Linked DNA regions of Mus musculus: region 2 is linked to region 1. A link is a loop called in an ENCODE intact Hi-C map of the cell type or tissue named here. Cell type or tissue: left cerebral cortex. All regions are shown on one strand. Links, peaks and the distances in the headings refer to the core of each region. The heading gives the core; the rest is flanking DNA. Region 1 overlaps Elapor2 (endosome-lysosome associated apoptosis and autophagy regulator family member 2). Region 2 overlaps Grm3 (glutamate receptor, metabotropic 3).

The links. Peaks named below come from ENCODE experiments on the same cell type or tissue, not always from the same donor. Only the 100,000 strongest peaks of a DNase experiment are listed, where the experiment ranks them.
Region 2: a loop joins it to region 1, with 2.7 times the contacts of the local background. A loop is called at or near these places in 2 of 42 quality-filtered maps.

Annotation. Positions count from the first base shown.
Region 1 is chr5:9,445,829-9,454,171 of GRCm38, reverse strand. Elapor2 (endosome-lysosome associated apoptosis and autophagy regulator family member 2) reads right to left here. Exons shown (of 22, transcript NM_172706.4): 17 at 7,182-7,278; 18 at 6,351-6,452. Among named protein-coding and RNA genes, the nearest start is that of Mir879, 74 kb to the right of the region's middle. In left cerebral cortex, for the core only: CTCF peaks have their summits at 692, 4,386 (motif pointing left), 6,993 and 7,212; DNase peaks (open chromatin) are centred at 682 and 4,392.
Region 2 is chr5:9,716,813-9,725,155 of GRCm38, reverse strand. Grm3 (glutamate receptor, metabotropic 3) reads left to right here. Exons shown (of 6, transcript NM_181850.2): 1 at 1-26. Among named protein-coding and RNA genes, the nearest start is that of Grm3, 4.4 kb to the left of the region's middle. In left cerebral cortex, for the core only: a CTCF peak has its summit at 3,765 (motif pointing right); DNase peaks (open chromatin) are centred at 1,550, 2,782, 3,446, 3,816 and 2 more places; H3K4me3 peaks cover 3,630 bases; H3K27ac peaks cover 5,493 bases.

The DNA of each region.
Region 1 (8,343 bases), core at 35-8,034:
CCCCCAGCTCACTCTTTCCAAGAATGGAGACCTGCCAAGGAATGAACAAAGTTTTTATCCTGGAGTATGGAGAGGACAGCAAGTCTGTTAAATTTTGAAACGAAACATGAACAAAAAGATAAAGATAATTAAAGTTGCAAAAACGTCTGGAGATATCTCAGGTTTTAATTCAAACTGGACTTTAAAATGACAGTTTTCCTCCTTCCCCTGCCTTAGTTTTGTAATTTCCAAAGTTGAAGTCCTAAAGCAAACTTTGGAAGCTCAAAGCAACGCAAAGTTTGAAGACGATTAACAATGCAAGTCAATTTCTAGGGAACTGACAAAAGCACAAAAACTTGAAGGAAAAAAATCTAGATATTCATGTCATTTATAAGACTGCCACTGTGTCAAAACACTACAGTGATTAGGGACTTCTCCTTGGTAGAATTCACTTTTCTAATGATACACTTAGATTAAATGCAGTTTAGAACAAAGTCCTTAATCTTTTTAACCCAATGACTCTTTTACTATGGGTGGTACCCAATTTTGATTCTTTGAAATAAACTGCATTTCAGAATTTTAATTAAACTATCCCTCTAAAGTGTGCCAGGATACAGAGGCTGTCATCTGACCTATGGTTCCTCTCAGCCTTGGCATCTCCTGAAACAGCCTCTCTCTGTTGCAGATCCTGGGCAATGAGATAAGGCCCTCTAGTGTTGGATTCATAAAACATGGTCTCTTGCTCAATTTTTAAAGGTTAAGTATGATTGTGCAGGAATGTGTCTTACACTATTTGGTCTGTTACAGCAAAACACATTCACTTGAAAAATAATAGAATCCTGTTTTCTAAATTTACAGAAGCGGAGGAGGCTTAGTCCTCAGTGTTTCTGATCGAGGGCCTGACCTCTGTTTCACAGATGATGCTGTCTTACAGTGAATCCTCATATGGCATAGGGCTAGCTAGCTCTTTAGGGACCTCACATGGCAAAGGCCTACTACCTCCTTAGGGACCTCACATGGCATAGGGCTAGCTTGTGGGAAGCCACATGTGCCGTTGCTGAGTGGCACTGACTACTGCTGGCCACCACGCATAAGATTGGACAAACAACCAATGTGTACATAAGCAGTAAAGTTTTTTGCAAAGACACTGCCTGGCCCAGGCATGATAATGAGGTTCTGTAAGGTACTGAGAGTATAACCAATCAGATGTGAGACATGCAAATGAGGTATGATAATGAGGTTCTGTAAGGTACTGAGAGAGAGTAGCCAATCAGATGAGGAACATGCAAATGAGGCTTAGTGCATAACCAATCCAGGTGTGAGACACGCCCCTCCTAGGCCTATAAAAGCAGCACCAGTTCTGGGCTCGAAGTCTTTTCGCCTCTACAATCAAGCTCTCCCAATAAACGTGTGCAGAAGGATCCTGTTGCAGCGTCGTTCTTCCTGGCCAGTCGAGCGCGCGCAAGACTAGCTAGCTCTTTAGGGACCTCACATGGCATAGGGCTAGCTAGCTCTTTAGGGACCTCACATGGCATAGGGCTAGCTAGCTCTTTGGGACACCTCACATGGCATAGGGCTAGCTAGCTCTTTGGGACACCTCACATGGCATAGGGCTAGCTAGCTCTTTGGGACACCTCACATGGCATAGGGCTAACTACCTCCTTAGGGACCTCACATGGCATAGGGCTAGCTAGCCTTGTAGGGACCTCACATGGCATAGGGCTAGCTAGCTCTTTGAGACACCTCACATGGCATAGGGCTAGCTAGCTCTTTGGGACACCTCACATGGCATAGGGCTAGCTAGCTCTTTAGGGACCTCACATGGCATACGGCTAGCTAGCTCTTTAGGGACCTCACATGGCATAGGGCTAGCTAGTTCTTTAGGGACCTCACATGGCATAGGGCTAGCTAGTTCTTTAGGGACCTCACATGGCATAGGGCTAGCTAGCTCTTTAGGGACCTTTATAAGAACACCCATTTCATTCACGCTGTCAGAACCACTATAAGCTAAACACCTCTCAAAGCTACTGCTTTCTAATATCCCTAGGCTGGGATTTAGCACTGTAATGTTATTTTAGCATATTAATTTGGGAAACACAAACATTCAAACCTAGCCAACAGAATTTTAACATAAGGGTAATTTTTACATGTGACTCTTAGAACAAGGAATTTAAAAACACACCTTTATGGATTCCCCTTTCAAAAGAATTCTTCTAAGATTAATTACCACAAGTTCATACTTATTCAAGACCACATTAGGGAACTTGCTTCCTAGTTTCCTTTATCTATAGATTGTTTTTCTTGGTGGCAAAAAAACTTCAGTTTTATTACCTCTATTTAAAAATTATTCTAAAATTGTATGAATGTTTTGTGATGTGATTGTAACCATCTCTTAAAATGACTTATTCATGTTCGAATTGTACAATTTTAATATGTCTGCATTAAAAGTTTCCCTTTCTTTCTTTCTATAGCCCTGGCTGTCCTGGAACTCACTTTGTAGACCAGGCTGGCCTCGAACTCAGAAATCCACCTGTCTCTGCCTCCCGAGTGCTGGGGTTAAAGGCGTGTGCCACCACCGCCCAGCTAAGGTTTCCCTTTCTTGATTACAGTGTGTGTTTGTTTGTTTTTGTTTTTTGGATTTTTTTTTTTTTTGTATTTTCAAATGTTCATAAAGCTTTTATATGTGTCAGTACATTTCTGTTCTAGAAACATATTTTGTCTTAATCTTTTGTGTTATCTTGATTTTCAAATTTGGATATCTATTATCTTTCTGTAAAGAATCAGAGGAAAGAGATAAAAAACTCATTTAGCTATCTCTGACTCTTAATTTCAAGTAGATAGACTTTTGACATTAATAGGCCTCTTTGATGTCTCAACCAAATGCTGCATTAGAGACCAATAAACCTAATGACTTTGATATAAAGACGAAATTTGAACCTGAGGTATAAATCCCTAGAGTACGCAACTCTTGAACACTATCAGGACAGAACTGCAAAGCATCCCTTTGGTGAGATGCAACATCCACAGAGGCTGTGATGATCATGAAATGAATTTGGATTCTGCAAGAGGATTTCACAAAACAATCTTATACTGACTAAAAACCAACTGAAGCAGTTGAATGCATTCATAAACTGGCGAGAAGTAAAGAGAAAAATGAAAATGGTGCTCTTACATGAACATTAATGGTGAACGCTTAAAGAAGGCAAGTCAGTTAAAATAAGACACAACTTGCAGATCTGCTGAGATGTACCCTAGGATAAATCCACTTTACTTTTTTATTAAATGTGCTTTTTGACAAATCCCCACTCAGGAGACATGGAAGGACCGTGGCTTGAAATATCGCAATGAAAAGGCATTTTTGTCCCAAAAGAACAAGAGCTATTAGGAGGTTGTTCCATCCCGGGCATGGTACTCAACAGCTATACAATCTCAGGCTTGATGCTCCCTACTTGGTGAAGCAAACATGTTTAACTTACGGATCTTCCAGATCACATCCTTTTAATGCCTGCTTTCTAAGAAGGTACTTGTGTAATCTTTTCACTAACGCAAACGCCTCATGCCCATGAATAGGCAATTCTCAGATATAATGCTCAGGTATGCACTGTCCCGTACAATCGGTACCTTCAGCTTCATGTCCATCCGTCTGTGAAGTTGACAGAGGTTTAAGAAGCCAGGGGGTGAACTTATCTATGCAGATTTATTTAGAGGTATTAGCTGTCCCTTGCAGAGGAAACTTAGTCTGTACCCAAGGAGCAAACTTCATTAGATAAAAAATACCTCAGAAACAACTGAGGCTGTCAGATTTCGTTTGCCCGAGATGCCACACTGTAAAGTTTTCACCTACATTACTCCAACTCCTCCAGACACTTTTTGGAATTAGGCACTCTATACTTGCATTTTTCCAGATCAAGCGGAAAGGTTGAAGTTTCTGATCACAGATAAAACTGAAGTCCAGATAACATCTTCCCTCTCAAGTACACACTCATGCAGAAAATACAGCAGAAAATCTCTTCTCCCTGTCCAGACTTCACTTTTTAAGAGCTGAAGGGGCTTTTGAAAGTTTTCCTGACCACCAAGCTTCAAAGACCCTGCTGACTATTACTAATCCTGAAGTCATTTTCACATGGTTGGCCAAGAATAATTCCTGATGTGGCACTGCTGTCAGGTCTCATTCTGACTTCTTGGTCAACACCATCTGAAGTCCAACTGTCTGGTTAGCATCTTTTTCTTGGATATTTTAAAGCTTCGAAAAAAGATGCAACAATAAGTCGTCCTCAAAAGTAGAATAAGAAACCTGTCTATTACTTCCCTGATAGTTGGAAATCTTTATTCCGCCCTTCAGTGAAAACCCTAATTATTTGAGGACAAGCAAGCTACTGGTTTTCTTGGGCTGATCCTTGCGCTCCCCCTTGTGCCCTGATGGGAAATTCACTCAAGAGAAAACTGAAAGTCTTAACATTTGACTGGGGGACTCAGTATAGCTTCCGAGAGCAGTTGTCTGTATGCACATTATCACAGCTACAAATGAATTTTTATCAAGATCTGTGTGCCAAACTCTGCCATGAATACTGCATTTTAAATCAGCATTTCAGAAGGCCAAGATGTAAACAATAGTACTAAAGAATAGAGAATCTGTCTCAGGAAAGTAGAGCATGTAAAATCTATGGTATGTCAGGTCAATAGAAACAGCCCTCCGATTTTAGTATGGTTTTCAGTTGCCTTCTATTTTTAGAAATACTCCAGTGTTCAACACCCAGAGATTCAGAAATAAATTTTAACAATAGATATTCTAAGGTTTCTTCTTCAGGCAATCCAGAGAAACCCTGGTGAACACGGTAAAGTTCCCTTAGAGGTAAAGCTGGAAGTCAAAAAGAGAAACTTTATATTCTTCTGCTCATGAGATGCCACCCTTTAACCCCATGAGGCTGTATTTTATTTATGGTGAGAAATCAAAATCCGCCCTGGCAGAGTAGAAACCGATTTATTTTCTACAGGCCATACCCGGTCATTAGGATACCATCTGCTTGAGTCAGAGACCTGGCAAGGAACCTTTAAAGCCATCCAGATGGACTTGGAAGACCAGACCCAGAGAGGTTAATTACAAAATCTGGAAAAGGACCTCATGAGGACTATAGTGAATGTAATGAGCACCACAACTCAAACTACCCAGCCGATCCCCAGAGTGATGAGATGTGTGTCTGTTTCTGGAATCTTCATATGCGTCTTTACGTAGACTCTAGTTGGCTGTGGGGAATCCAGCTGCAAGGGAACAGAAGGATGCTCTGTAGCTCAGGAGCATCCATCTTTGCCCATTTCCCTATCCATGTCTATTCCTCTGTTCTCTCACCACATTCTTCTCTCACCTTCAATAGGTGGGAAAAAATAATGAATCATTAGAGCAATGCGAACCAGAGAAGCCGCTGGTGAGAAGCGAGGCTAGTGTACCTATATCTCCCAAAATAAGCCAACATTACTGTGTACAATTGTTGCTAGAATACACAGTAGTTTCAGGTATAGGGTAGCATTTTCTAATCCACCTGTAGCATAAACAGGAGAGCTTTAAATCACTTTTAAGTGAGGTTGCAAAAAATCTAAATAATTTTCTTATTTAAATGATTTAGATAGAACCACACTATCATCAAAAGGTCCCTTAACTAAACATCCTGAAAATACTGAGATACTTAGGTGTCCTTCGTGGGAATGGCAGGCTGTATTTAAATGAATAGTTTTCAAAGCCTAGAAGTTATATTTTGGTGTTTCCAGCAAAATTTAACAGGATATATCAAATACAGACCACAGAGAGCTGGTACCTCAATTTCAATCAATTGAATATTCTGCATTATGTCCTACTGGTCAGATTTATCCTGATGATTCTGCTACAATTTCTCAAAAAACCTGGGCTTGAAAATGGACTTAAGCATTGTCTTCAAGACCTCATTCCCTTGCAGAGAAAGGAATCGTGGCACAGGTTAGATTAGTTCGTCCAAGGCCTCAATGTCCAGACAGTTAATTGTTGATCTAGGAAACAGGTATACTCCCATCCAGTCCAAGGAGACCAATAAACAGTGAGGATAAACACAAAAATACAAACAGTGCAACTCCTTGTTTATTGCCTAAGTAATTTTGAAGGAAGTCAGCTGCTGAAGGGGAAAGGGGAAAGGGGATGTCCTGTAAGAGGCTGGGAGGCAGTATGAGTGACTAGCACCTATTCATCTGAATCATGCCCTGACATATTCCTATAGTACACCCACTGCTTCTTTTGTGCTCATTCGGCTTTATTTCATAAAGAATATGTTTTAACCACAATAGTCCAGACAGCTTTGCTTCCAACAAGGAATTTGACAGAATAGCCCTGTAGGAAAAGTCAATACCTGGGGACTGATATCACACCTGCACCAGGTCTCATGGGATTACACCTCATCTTCACAGCAGTCGATCGTCCATTAATACAAGATGTGGTGGCTGTGGAAGACCTGTTGTAAAGCAGGCACTAGATTAAAGACCAAATACAATACAGATGACCAGGACACAAGGGTCATGTACAGAATGGCTCCCATGCTCCATGAACAAACAAAAAGAGAAAATTATTAAAGGTTTCTAATTTCTAACTTGACACAAATTCAGTATATTGACTTTCACCACCTGTATGAAGATGACCATCATTAAGGCATTTAGTAAAATTATTATGATTTTAATCACAATGAAAGTTTTTGAGGGAAACAAGAGTCAATTGTATCAAAACATCAGGCTGAATAAAAAGCAAGTTAATGAATAAGAAGTAATTACTGCTTAGGCAATGAACCAAAGTCTCCTGAGAGAGAGAGCACATGCACATGGTGTGTGTGTGTGAGTGTGTGTGTGTGTATGTGTTGTATACATGCATGGTGTATGGATGTGTGTGCATGGTGTGTGTGTTCATGGTGTGTGCATTCATGGTATGTGTGTATGTACAAGGTGTGTGTGTGTGTGTGTGAAATTAGATTCTCAAAAAATTCTGTTTCTCACTTTTATCAAGCTACTTAATGCCCACATTCTTATTGTCCATTGAGTACAAGCTGTCATGCTAGGCACCCTGAAGCAACATTATCTTTCTTTCTTGCCACTAGGAAATTATAACCAAGAATAAGAACTAAAATCCACAGATTGAGACATATGAGCTCTTTATTTAAAATATAGTCACAAGAAAAAATACCTTCACTTACTTATAAAAGAAATGAACATCTGGTACTTGGCTCGGTGACACTGGGAACATATCCTCCTTGATATTAACGTTTTGCAAGGCAGTGTCAACAGTGACACCTAGATGACATTGAAAAACAAACTGAAGCAGCAGGGAAGATTAGGTTTACTTAGTCTCTGTACATCTGAGTACAAAATAGCTTTACCTTGACAACTGTCCCCTCACCCATCCCCTCACCAGAAATATTAAACTGAGCCATTCCAGATAAGAGTAAGAAATCTTCTAACATCTCCAGAAAGAAAGATTCTTTCATGAAATCTAGCTCATTTCACTAGGATGTTTTGTTCTTCTGTTTTGTTTTTCTAGAATCTGTAGGATATATACAGTGGTTTAGATGGTTTCTACAGTTCCTTGTAGTTCTAATGTTTCAAAAATCTATTCCAGTATTGTGCTCTTCCACCGAGTTTTGTCAGTAGAGACAGGTTATGTTTGCTCAGCTTAAGTACAGACATGTTTATTTCACCAAGCCTGGTGCTCCCATGCCCATACTTCATATAGTTTTATTTAATTACTGATTTGCTTAATCAGAAAGACAGAATTTTCCTTCTCTTAGATAAAACAGTGGCAGCAGCAAACCTCGGCCAATTAGCATGAACCTGGCAGCTGACCTTGGTGCTGAAGTTTGAAGCCCAGTACATTTGGAGTCCACAGCAACACTCTCAGATCAGGTCTCACACCCCCAAATTTTCACTGCTCCCAGCAGTTATAATGAATTTGATTCCTAAGAACCACTAGGAAACTGGGTTACTTTAAAACTTTCCTATACTTTAGGACCTCAGACAAAGGGAACAAGACCCAAGGTACCAGCATCCTCAGTGAAACTCAGTAGTCCATATTATAACTTACGTGCTTTTTAGATTTTCATAAAGAATTTTTATTTTTATCTGTACAGATACAGCCATGTGTATACATATGGAGTTGATTTGAGGTATCTCCCATCTCTATCTTATCTTTGAAACAGAGTCTCACTGGACGTAGAGATCAATCATTTCTGCTAAGCTAGCTGGCCATCAAGCCCCAGGGACTTTCTCTAACAGCACTAGGATTTTAAGCTGATCCACACACCCGGATTTTGCAAAGGCACTAGGGTTCCAAACTCAGGTCCAGCCCTTGGGCAACAAACC
Region 2 (8,343 bases), core at 18-8,017, 270 kb before region 1:
TTCCTGCCAGGAGTTGACCGTGCGAGGTAAGCAGCCCAGAAGGGGACCTGCCCCTCTGGAGGGTGCCCAGCCAGGGCGCAGGAGCTCGGGTGCCGCGTGGGGCAGGCAAAGCGAGGAAAGTTGAGGCAGAGCACGGACCAGTCCCTACATATCTATCTGCCAGGGGGTGGAAAACGTGGGTCATAGGAGCAATGTGGGTGTGAGTGAGAGAGTGAGTTTGTGTGTGCGCGCGCTACTGTCCCTTCAAGAAGGGGCCAATTTCAGAGCATAGATCTGCAGCCAGAGAAGGAGAGGTAGAGGGACTAATTAGAGAGACAGGTCTCATTCTCCAACCGCCTCCATCCAGCTTTGCGCTTGGGGGTTTTATAAGGCTTTGTGCACAGGAACCCTGTGATGTGTGGCTCACACACTGGTAGCTGCATGTGGGTGTGGAGGTTGTCAGGCAGGAGGATAGCGGTCAGCAGGACCCCCTGGTGCTGCCAGGATAAGCTCCGCAGCCAGGGGCAGACAGAGGTTCACCCACCAGCAAACGTGCTTGGAAATTAGCCCTAACTCGCTGCCCTTTGCTCTTTTTGACTTGAGCCAAAAAAGAAATTCAAGAACCAGACTCAAAGCATATCTACCCATTGATCCTGTTCCATTTTCTTATCTGGCAGTGAGATAACTCGGAGAGGGCGGGAGATCCGTGGTCCAAAAATAGACTAGGTTATATAGCCAATAAGCTGATTCTTTCGGAATTTCACTTGGATTTCCTTCTAGTTCCTCTATGAGGTAAGAAACATTTAAGGGTCTCTTAAAGGTATAATACATTCAGAGAGCTGGTTTAAGGGAGTGAACAGATGCTTTCAAAATATCTTAGAGTGCTGCAAATTCTGAAGACAAAACTCCACCTCTCTCAAAATGTATGGTCACCAATTCAACTAATTTACTTATAAAATAGTTCTACTCCTGTTTGAACAGTAATAGGTATGTTATAGATACATTGAATATATACATGCCCAATGTAATCACACAGTAGTACAAAGCAAGTTATGATTTTTATGAGTTTTAGTGTTAAGCACCTCAGCAGTTGGTTGCTTAAATTTCTTTGTTCCTGGCCCCCAGGACTGCTTGTTTAGCAACTTTGTTGGGGTTAGAGGTGGGGTTAACATCCATCCCTTTGGAAATATTCATTTAACTGTCTTCATATCTAAATTGGCTTTGATTTATCTGATCGCAGTTTGAGGTTGCTACTTGAACTCTGTTGTATATATAAATATTGGGTATCAGCATTAACCAAAATATCCAGATTCCCATTAGACTAGATGCCTGTGAATAACAATCCTACCAAAGATGTTGAGGGAACTCTGATTAGCTGTTAGTATTCTGCACTGCTATTTGTCTTTTCCCCCCTAAAATCAGCCCAATATAATTTGAGAATCTGAAAGTTAAAGTGTAGCAAACCTTAATAAAGTAGCATTTTTCACTTTGCAATAGCAGTGACTTACAGTTACAAGGGTTTCCCACACCTGTAGGTTTGGGTTGTCCACACCTTTGGGTTCTGGCTGCCCACAGAGATATGTTGAGTGGACTGGACATGCCTTGGGCTCTCCTGAGTTACAGTGGACATGCCATGGGCTCTCCTGAGTTACATGCTAAGTGATACTTTTGGTGCTTATGATACAAAATAGCACAGGAAAAAATTCTGAAATGTATTCTAGCACACATGAAACAAAGAAAACTGTATCTGCATTCCTGGGACTAAAACAATATGAGAAGAAAACTTTGTATTCTTAAATCCAACCCCACTCACACTCCAAAATGGTGAAAACATGTACTTCTGTGCACTATATCTTTTTTATAAAATGTGAAGCTTAATATATTAAAAAGAAAAAGTTTCTCAGTGCACAAAGGAAAAGGCTGCTTCACTACTTAACGTGCATAGGGCTTCTCAGTTACATGTCATCAGTAATCAAGAAAACATGTTTGGATGATGGTTGTATCTTCAAAGTGACAGTATGTGTATGTGGAGGAAATGTGAATCTTATTACTTATTTCAAGATTGCCTAACATTAGCAACACTTCTGTTATTTCATGCCATTGGAATTAAACTGGTTAAGTTGAAATGCAAAGATAGCACCAAAATGACTGATCTTTTTTTCTAAGTTATAACTAATATCTGTGTTGAATGAAAGATCCAGACCATCCAAAGGTCATCTGTTTCTCTTCTCTGCCTCATGACAGGTAATCAATCAGAAACACAGTTAGTCTTGGATTATCCAGTTTTGTAAGATACATAGCAATAATAGCATACAACTTTCTCAGGAATATGCTCATCTTTTTGAGCTTGAAATTCATTTTCAAATTAGTGATCCCTACTTCATGTCCATTCTTGTAAACATAAATCACAAAATGAGCCCTGGCTCTTTGCAGGGTTTGGCGAGTACCTAGCAAGGTGTGGCCTATCAGCCTAAGAATGAAGTATTTTGATTTGTTTTCTGTACTCAACATTATCTCAAGAACCCACTCAAAAAGGGGAAAAATATCTCATTTTTTGATTAAAAAGAGGAGGGAACTTCTTCAGTATAGAATACGGCCAGAGGTGCAGGGTGATAGTCTTCTTCTTCAGACCAGTTCCTCAAGGGTCTGCTGTTCACACACAGTGCTCTCTCTTTGCTGTTTTATGCTGAGTTGATTGTTCATTCTTTGGAAACTGTGCTAAATGTATCCAATCTACATTAGACAGATTTGCTGAAATTGCTTTCAAGAAGCAGAGTAAAATGAGAAAAGATTATTTATCCAGCCTAAGCACACAAAATGAGTACAATCATAGTAACAACGGAGACCACACAAACCATTAGTCATCCTCCTCCTGCCATCTCTGATGCTGCCTGGGTCCCTACAGCATTACTGTATTTTGGAGTGCATTAGTCCAGTGTATTTCTTAACAGGTCATGTGATGACTTCTTCCAGAGTTTTTGAAAAACTATTATGTAGTGTAATGGTTCTCTCTATTAAGAATTTTTTAATTCAGCTTATTTCATGACTCTAATTTATCTTATTGCTAACTCCTTATCATTTACTCCTCTGGGCTATTCCATCCTCTTGTATGATTTAAGATCCTCATCCAACATTTATACAGGTCATGTAAAATACATAATAACACAAGAAAACACGTGGGTGCCAGTTCTATATCCACCTCTTGCCTCAACAGTATATGTTTTAGGACATTTATGTGTTTGTGTGTGGCTATACGTCCTAATAATTTATCTGGTTCATGTAAGAGATGGGAAATTGTCTTCCTTGACATTAGTGGCCTATGTGACTATCCAGAAGATACTTTCTATGCAATGTTCTGGGTGGCTGCACATTTATGAGATATTTTCATTGCAAATTTGTTGCCAATAGAGCCCTGTCACCACCCACACTACAAGGGACTTTTGTGACATGCTGGTCTGATGCTCCAATGAGCCCCAAAAGCTGTTGTCATGTAAATCCCACTGCTGACATGAAAGTGATTTCCTTAATTAATAGAATGTGCTAAGAATGTAAAAGTGTAAGTTAGTTAGCTGTGTGTAAACATGGAGCAGTAGTTTTGTGAGAGTTTTCAGTGGCCACTTCATACTGATACAAACTGAAAAAGCCAGAATTAAGAACACATTATTCAATGTTCTGTATCATGAAAAGTAAGCTCCCATCATGCATATACCAACACAAAATATATTTAGGCTTATATGGAAGAACCATATGTGAAGGTTACTTTTAAAATAAGAAGCCTGAAATAACCACAAGGGGGAAAAGCAGGCTTTTATTTTGTTCACTTAAAATCTGGCTGCAACACAACCATGTGTAGGCTTCCTTAAGATTCTTTAGCAAATATCTTGGTAGCCTCAGTCTCCCACTCAATTGTTTCTCCCTATGCCAGGCACTGAAATGCAAGCTTTTACTAGACAGTCTAGGAGCAAATGACTAGGAACTACCTTCCAAGGTACACTTGGCAAATCTAGAAAGAGCCAAAAGCAGGTGCTCAGCTGTCTTTATACCTTGTTGGGCATTAGACTATTCACAAAAAACATCTGTGTGGATTTAGGAAACTAAAGGGAGAGGGGCCATTACAAAACTAACTGTTTTTATGGGAATTGAGTTGGGCTGCATGGAGCAAACAAATGTTAAGTCAGTCTTCTCCCATCTGAGGTCCTAAAGTGTTTTTATAGTGCATTCATCACACAGTGCTGAGTATCCTCAGAATGATTTTCCTTAGAAACAAAGGGAAAATCAATTTTCTTGGTAGAGGAAAAGTAGGCCATTAATATATTTGCGATTTCACCTTGGAACCAGAGAAGCATTCTAAGAAGTGATGCTCTACATAGACTCTCTCTTCCTATCAGATTAGCAGTCCTGCTTCAGAACTTGAAAAGTACACACAGTACTTTAAAACACACACACAGATCCACTTAGAAAAAATCCATATAAAGTCTATACAAACTCTACACCAAGATATCATGTTTCAGAACAAAGCCACATATGTAGATGATAGCTCCACAGAAAGCATAAGAGGTTCTCCGGTTTAGTTTGTTAGAGTGCACTTTTATTTTCTAGTCAGAGTGCACTGCTCTTTCTACCAAAAATCACTTGGACAAACATAGACACTAATCAAACATATAGCAATTTTCAAAATCTAGATGTGCAGTTTTCAAAAACTTACAGCCAATACATAACAACATAGACATTCTAACACGATAACAATTTCGAGACCAGTGTTGAGTTTTACAGGATGTGGAGTCATTTCTGTTGAAGCTCTCAAGAAAAACAATAAAACCAGAAAAGTCAGCTCTTAGCAAAACAACTGATGGGAAGATATTTATTAGCTCCCGAACAAAATAAGATTTGGGGTATATAGTGAGGACACAGAGTGACAAAATACATCCAGAAACTTTGCAAGCATATGAAAAGTTAAAACTATTCAAAAAAATTTAATTTGTAATTCTCCATTAGAAAACACTACAGAGCTAAGAAGATAATTGGTCCATAAAATCACTTGCTGCTTAAGCATGAGGACCTGAGTTCCACTCCCAGGACTCACATAGCAGCAGACATGACAGCGTGCACCTGTTATCCCAAGCTGAGAAGGGCGAGGTAGGATGATCCCTTGCACTTACTGACCAGTCAGTGTTAGCAAGTAAGTGTTCAGTGACAGCCTGTTTCAAAAAAAATAAGGCTGAAAAAACTTAAGGAAGGCCAGACAGAGATCTCTGGCCTTTATACATGTATGCATGTACACACACACACACAGAAAGAAAGAAAGAGAGAGAGAGAGAAATTCACACCAGCATGTACATGTGCACACATAGTCACAATCACACATGCATACAAGCACACAGAGAAAAAGTAAAAAGGAGTTATCAAAATTATCATGCAAGCTAAAAACTGGCCTCCTTTATTTAACATGTTCATTTGGATATAAGACATGCCTGTGCACAGACATTCTTTGTCTCTCTGTCTTGGCATCTTTCTCTCTCTGTCTCTCTGTCTCTGTCTTGACCTCTCTCATACACACACACACACACACACACACACACACACACACACACACATACACACAGGCTCTATAGAAGTACTGTGCTAGATTCTGTAGAAAGACAAAACTACTGATATGTTCTAATAGTAGATCATTATTAACCAGTTGTCCTGTGGCTATAACATAGCAAGGACCATCTGCTTTATTGTTACAAGAATTCAATGAGTCAGGAGCACACTTGTGAGCCCATTTGACAAAAGAAGTGATGATCCAGTCACTTGCCTAAGAGCAAGTACTAAACAAAAATCAAAACTTATTTTTAACCCCAAGGCAAACTTTGTCAATTATAATGAAAACTCTATAGCCACTCAGTTTAATGTTTTCTTGCCATGTTTGCTTTCATTCAACAAATCTTTCTTGAGATTCAAATGAAGGGGCATGTTTCCCAAGAACAAAAAACAAAGAGCAATGAGTGGGACCCAGAAAAGGCCCTACAGGCCAAAACATCATCTACCCTTAAACAGAACCCTTCCTAAAAACAAGGAAATATCGTGGAAGAAATAGTCTGAAACATTATTTATAATTAAATATGTCTAAAGAAAATCAGAGAATAAGAACATTATAGAAAGATGATAAATTTGTTAACAACCTGAGAAATAAATAGAAGCTCTGAAAATGTGAAAGAAATAAATTTTCTGGAGCTGACTTCAAAGAACATCACAATCTCTCAAAAATAAATACAGTCACAAGAATACAGACTCTGAAGGAACAGCTTTTTTTTGCTTGGTAAGTCTAAATGTTCCTGTGTCTCTTCTCTTACAATTTAATTATTTCCCACTAGGTAAACAAGCTGAAAAAGGTTCTGTAGACTAGTAAAACTTTGAAATGTCTCTGCCCAGCTGGAATAGTAACTTTGTCTTTATGTAGTCTCAGTATTTTTATATACTGGAGCATTTGTCCATAATATATCCAGCAGCCTGCAACTAAAAAGGCATAGAGATTCTCACTTTTAAACACACTAAGAATAAGAGAAATACTGTGGCCTGCTCAGTCTGTAGGACTGCCATATAAAAGCTCCCATCTCAGATTCTGTGACCTGGGTGCTTTCTCATAGACAAGTTGTCTTGTTTTCATAAGCTTATACCTGTTGTCACAGTGCTCAAGACCCGAAGTATGAGATAAGTCTTATTCAAAGATCTTTCTCCAAATGTGAATTGTGTTACAATGTTCTTGTAAACTTGAAAGAAAATAATAGAAATCCCAGATCTGTCCCTCCATCTGGTGGGAGCTGTTTCCTTCGATTGTTAATAATACATAGCAGATAGATTATTAGCAATATTTTCTATTTTACTTAGCAGTTTCAATACGCCATGTGTTAGTGAATACAACATAGTAGAAACTGCTTTCAAAAAATATGCCAAAATGCATGCCAATTTGAGAGATGGCAGTACAAGGTCAGAAACAGTTGGAATTGTATCTGCCTCAAGGAGAAAATGAGATCTGAGGAATATAATTACCTGTTTCTATTTTCAAACATCTTTTTTTTTTCTGAAAAAGCAGAGACCCTCCATTTGCTGATTCCTTAATTCCAGTGATTTCTGTCAAGCCCAGGGACTGTGATGGGCACCCCATACCTCACTTCAACACTGACAAACAGTCATAATGTAAGACTCAGACACATTTATCTAATGACCAAGGCCTGCCCTTTGGGAAAATATATTTGAGAAATATTTATAGCCCTACTTTTTCAAACTATCTCTTCTGACATCTGCCTTGGTTCATGAAACTCTCAGAATTTACTAATTTGAGATGAGGTAGATCATCACTTGAACAAATGAATCCTCTTGGAGAAAAAGGTTAAGTGACATACAGCACTCCCCCTTCCCCTGTTTCTTCTAAGATCTTAACTTATGACCTTGCTGTGTGGTGTGGAGAGAAAACCTTGGTCACCTCAGATGGAAGAGGTTGGAATGTTTCAGGAGGAGGAGAGAGAATGCCAGCCCCAGTTTCTGCCTGTTACATAGACAATCACCTCTGACACACACAGCACGTAGCAGACCACAAAAGCCAACATCAGAATCTCTTTAAAATGAAGGTTATTGGCTAGACGTAGCCTAGAGTAGTGAGAACAAATGCTGTTGGAACTAGAAGTAAAGAAGCTACATATTGACTAAGCTTCAGATAATTCACGAGAAAAAATGCAAATTTGGAAAACATTTCTCAATTCCACTGCTCAGGAGACTATAACAAAATACTATAGTGGCAAACAATTCTGGACATTGAGGTATCTAAGGTCAAGTTAGCAGCAGATTTGGTGAATACCTTCTTTTCAATCTACACACCAATCTACACACGAGATGGTGAGAGAGAGAACTCCATCACCTGTGCTTACTAGAACACTTGTCCTGTCAACAAGAAACCTGGTATTGTACAGACTTCATCAAATATATCTCCCAAGGACTTCATCTGTAGATACTAACATTTTGGAGGTACTCAAATAATCAGTACAAATCAATTTACCATGGACTGATGGTCCTACAGAGAACATTCTGTGAACTGCTTGTACCAAATTATTTACCATATCCTTCCACTATAATTGGATTAACCAGTTGTCTGAACTCCACAGCTGAGTATTAATTAATTAACCTCAACTAATAAAGCAGTTTCTATGAGTTATATGAGCAGGCTGACTTTCTAGAAGTCTACTTTCATTGCAAAGGTATTTATTCTGTTAGCTGTATTAAATTCCTATAAAATAAATAAACACAAGGTATCATCTATTTTATAGCCTTCATATTAGAAAACGTCTCCCTTTATTTGCTCTGCAATTTTTACTATAATATTGA